Linked DNA regions of Homo sapiens: region 2 is linked to region 1. A link is a loop called in an ENCODE intact Hi-C map of the cell type or tissue named here. Cell type or tissue: transverse colon. All regions are shown on one strand.

Evidence for each region. Hi-C counts contacts between places; a loop is a spot of excess contacts. Peaks named below come from ENCODE experiments on the same cell type or tissue, not always from the same donor. Only the 100,000 strongest peaks of a DNase experiment are listed, where the experiment ranks them.
Region 2: it touches region 1 in a loop (6-fold over the local background); 102 of 110 quality-filtered maps call a loop at or near these places.

What each region holds. Positions count from the first base shown.
Region 1 is chr6:125,121,316-125,123,815 of GRCh38, forward strand. All of the region lies in intron 1 of LOC124901394 (a long non-coding RNA gene), which reads right to left. Among named protein-coding and RNA genes, the nearest start is that of TPD52L1, 31 kb to the right of the region's middle. RefSeq lists an enhancer at 2,314-2,500. In transverse colon, no CTCF peak of the experiment used is centred here; no DNase peak of the experiment used is centred here.
Region 2 is chr6:124,869,805-124,872,304 of GRCh38, forward strand. No RefSeq gene overlaps it. Among named protein-coding and RNA genes, the nearest start is that of RNF217, 91 kb to the right of the region's middle. In transverse colon, a CTCF peak has its summit at 1,017 (motif pointing right); no DNase peak of the experiment used is centred here.

The DNA.
Region 1 (2,500 bases):
TGAGATCAAGTGTGGTATTTAGCCTTGACCCTAGGACTTATAGGCTGGCCCCTTTCCCATGATTCTTCCCTTAGGGTGGGCTGCCCACATGTGCAGGGCCCTCCTTACACTTGCGAGGTGAGCATGCGTAGGGTGTTTAGCAAGTTGTACGCATGACCATCTGAGGCTTTCTTCCCTTTTCTGGTGGAGTGTACCCGGAAGATCATACTCTGCCATTTTGTCTCTTAATGCACATGCCTGGGCTGACTTGCAAAATACCTGAGATTTTATTGGAAGCCCCTTTTTGCTTCTCCCTGGCATCTGCATTCAATTAACACTTTAATGCAACAGGTGTGGACCATCAGGAGATGGCCTCTCCCTGGTGCTGGCTGCCAATTTATCACTTTTAGAGAGGCCATGTGATCATTTCTGAGCCATCAACCAACATTCTTAGTGGGTGGGGAGAGCCCTCTCCTGCCCTGCTCATGCCTGTCTAACTGCTTATAACAATGTCATACTTAGCTCTAAAAATTATCTTGAGTAGTTAAAAACCATTGCAAGCTCAAAATGGACTGCTGTAGACTCCTTCTGGGAAGGGCAATGGAAACTGCCCAATGCTGTAACTCAGCAGCTAAGGCTTTGCCATTTTACAATGGCAGCTTGGGTTCAATCCTGGCTTAGGAAACGAGTACTTTTTGGTTGATATCTGTGTGACTTTATCATTTGTGGATTCTCTTCCCCTCCATGAACAACTTCTGGCTTCCCTTGTTGAATTTTCCTTTCTCTAAGCACCTGGGAGGTTATCTTTGGTAAAGTTCAAAAGCCAGAAATATTGACCATTTGGCTTAGCTAGAGTCTAGTAATAAATTTAAAAGGACTTTTTTTTTTTTTAGAGTGCTATGGTTATAAGTCAGTTTAATTAAAAGTGGGTATTCAAGCTCTAGGAGCCTGGGACTCCATGGGAAAAACAGAGGAAGTACCACCAACCCTGTTTTTGGAAGAACATCTGATTTCCACATGAAACCCCAGGAATTGGGACGAGATAGACCCCTCTCAAAATTTAAGGCTCTGCTCTGTTTTGCATTGCATTCTCTGCCATTTTTTACTTTGGGGGGTATCAGAAATTACTTCTCATTATGAGAACGCTTTGGTGTTCAATACCTAGGTAGGAAATATACTTTAGTAATGGCCAATGGCAGTTATGAGGGAATACTTTGCTTTTGCACCTTTGGATCAGAGAAGCATGCTCTTGGCCACCTAGAAAGTATGAAAGTGTCCCCACTCCTCACTGAGATAAGACTCCCATGGGAGATGGGTTAATCACAGAATGGGCTGATTGGCTGATTGACTTCGGGTTGCTTTGCAATAAAATGTATAGTAAAAGCATTGCACTGTCTTTTACTGATTGGCTGATTGACTTCGGGTTGCTTTGCAATAAAATGTATAGTAAAAGCATAGCATTTCCTTCTTTTTGGGGATCCAGGATGTGATATAAAAATGAGACTCTTAATTTTGGAGATCTATTTTTGCCTTCCAACTGTGCCTGCTTATTAGGCCCTAGAAACTGTATTGTTTTCCTACCCTGTTCCTCCAAGGACTCCACCCTAAAGTCAGTAATCCAATTAAGAAACTTACAAACTGGCAAATGAAAAATCCTACAACCACTAGATCTTCTGTCTGTATAGTTATATATGTGTTGTGTGTGTAATGTTTATATAAAAGAGCTCTAATTAATTGGCTTAAAGAAAAATAAGTGCTTAAATATTTTGAAAGAAAACTAAAAGCTATAATTCCTTTTAGTTTACGTGACTTTAATCATCTTTAGGAAATAAGAACAGCTTTAAAGATCATTGGTAAAACATAGACATTTGGTCCAAATTAGGCAGGTCAGATATTAGGTTTACTAAATGCTTTAAGGTTGTAAACTGCTTTCACTTTTGAAAATTGTTCAACTTGCCTGCTTTACAGCTAGGTAAGGCCTGGGGATGTGTGGGGTTAGCCATGCCCCCTAGCTATGCTGGAAGGAGTCAGACCTTATCTGCACTTCCGTCTGATGTCCTAGGCTCAATCCTAATACATAATTAAAATTGCTTACTGACCAGGTTTTTCACCAAAAGTTGCTAAGAGTTAACAGTATAACTTGTACTCGAGACTTCTAAAAAAATAGTTTTACATGCCAGGTGTGTGAAGAAAGTGAAATGTGCCTTTAGTAAAAGATTATAAGAAGACATGGGAATGTACATTTTTGCCTAGTTTAGAGGGTTAAAGGATTGTTTTAAATTAAATAGGATAGGAGAGAGATCATCATGGCAGATGGGAGGCAGGACTAGATTGCAGCTCCAGACCGAGCAGCTTGCGAAAGCTCGCATTGTAAATGTTGGCTCCGGATTGACTGCAAGAACAAACCAGCAATCCCGAGAGGACCCGCAGACCCTCTGAAGGAAGTGGACTGCTCCTACAGGACCCAAGAGACATCCCAAATACCGTGAGGGACCCAACTACAGAAGTGGAAAAGTGAGAC
Region 2 (2,500 bases), 250 kb before region 1:
AACAAATGTACCATTTTGGTGGAGGATGTTGATAGTGGGGAAGGTTGTACATATGTAGGGGGAGGGAGTATATATATATACCTTCTGCTCAATTTTGCTGTGAACCCAAAATCACTCCAAGAAATAACATCTATTAATTTTTAAAAAGGAAGAAAGAAAAAAGTAAATGCCTAATACCATGAAGTTGCTGTGACAACTAATATAAACAAAATACATAAACACTTAGCATATAGTCGACACTAAATAAAAATTAGTCTTTCTGTTTCTTTCCCTCTCTTTTGACCATGAAAAACACAAATAAGAACACAATTTTAGTACTTGTAACGATGAAGAGATTATGTAACATGTAACAGTATTTATAACTCAGTCTATTTGCCCATTAAAATATTATAAATTAGAATCTATTTTAACAATGTATACTCTACAATCCACAAATTTAATCACGTTTGTTGAATGAGTGACTGAATAAATAAATAAGTCACAAACTCTTCTCTTTTCTACAACACTCTTTTTGCACTTGACTGCTGTTCTTCGTGTATTAGTGGACAGAGGACAGGACCTTGATGTCTGAATTTACCAGCTACATGAGCTTGGGAAAGTCACTTAAACTCTTTGTACCTCAATTTTGTCATTTGTCAAACCAGCAATCATTAAACTCTTTGAGATAATGGCTGGGGAATACATAGTACTTTGCTTAACATATAACTACCTAATAACATTACCTTCCTTCTTTCTTCTATCCTTATGATGTTTCCATTTGACCCCTAAAATTTTGTCTTCTAAATATAAGAATTTTTTTAGAGGTTTCTGGTACATGCAAATTGCCCCTGGTTATCACACATTGTTTTTCAGGTAAACTGGTTAATCACTAACTATCAAAAGTAATAAATTCCAGCTACGTTTCAGAAAGTTAATTGTAAAAATATGGATGTAGGAATTCTGACATAATCTTGGAATTCATTGATAAAAACCCAGGATTTCCCATATCTACCAGTAAGCAGAAGAGGGAGCTCTAAGCCTGGAATTCAAACTCCAGCTTTCTTAAAGCTAAAACTTGATCAAATTTTTGAACCTGTATAAACAAACTCTAAACCAAAAATATCTAAACTATATAAATTCAAGAAGACAGCAAAAAATTCTGATCCATCATCCAAGGATTTAAATATGGAATAATTTATCTTTTGTCCCAAACTCAATATAAACTCCTTTAATGCCATTAACATGAAATGCTTGCTTTCGAGGCATGTTTATTTTTAAAAGTCCACTGATATATTTAAATACATACAAGTATTTGTAAGTTTTTCCTATGTATGATAATATAGCCTTTTTGTGTATAAAAATGTTTGAGAATTTGTAAAGAATGGGGTCATTTTTCCCTTTGTTACAACTTTCTTCTAGTCTAATTCTCTGTGTTGCTAAAATTTACAGACACATTCCTAAGGCTATACAAATGTCGAATCTCTATGATTCTTGGCAGAATTAGTCTTTTATCCATTTACGGTCAAATCTGACTGATTCTTATTGTTTTTAATAGCTATATCTATATTTATCTTTCTCCTTCTCTCTCTCTCTCTCTCTAATTTTATCAGTTCAGACCTCACAATCTATATATTAGTAATTTTTCAGACATTACCAGAAACTATGAAAACCATAATTATTTCACAACTTAATTCCAGCATAGTTACATACAAAAGAGAAGGAGTAAAGGGTTAGAGCATGTACTACTTCAGTCAATTACATTATCTGAAGCACCAAGAAGAGAAAAAATTCATCTCCATTCAATCAATATTATGGCTTAATCACATTTTCTATAAGGATGTAAAAATGAGGGACTGGGGATTTGAAAATGGCTCTGTCACTATCTCTGTGACACTTGAAACATAGAATTTTGCTTAACTTTTTAATGAGAAGAATAATTACTATTATACAAGGCTGTTGGGCAGATTAAATGAGATAATATATGTGTACAAGTTTCTTACACAGTGCCTGTAACACAGCTGCTCAATATAAATGACTGTCTTCTTTTCTAATTTTATAAAGCCTCTATCATTAAAGTTTGCGCTTTAATACAAACCAGGCTGGGTGCGGTGGCTCACGCCTGTAATCCCAGCACTTTGGGAGGCCAAGGCGGGCAGATCATGAGGTCAGGAGTTCGAGACCAGCCTGGCCAACATGGTGACACCCCATCTCTACTAAAAATATAAAAATAACTCAGGGGTGGTGGCACGTGCCTGTAGTCCCAGCTACTCGGGAGGCTGAGGTAGGAGAATTGCTTGAACCCGGGAGGCAGAGGTTGCAGTGAGCCGAGATCACGCCACTGCACTCCAGCCTGGGCAACAGAGCAAGACTCCATCTCGAAAAATAAATAAATAAATAATAAAAAAATATACAAACCACATACAGAAAACTATCAGAAGATTTCCACATTAAGGCTTTCTCATACATAGATTGATGGTTGATTATATAATGATAGCACCAAGGCAATGTCAAATGCTAACAA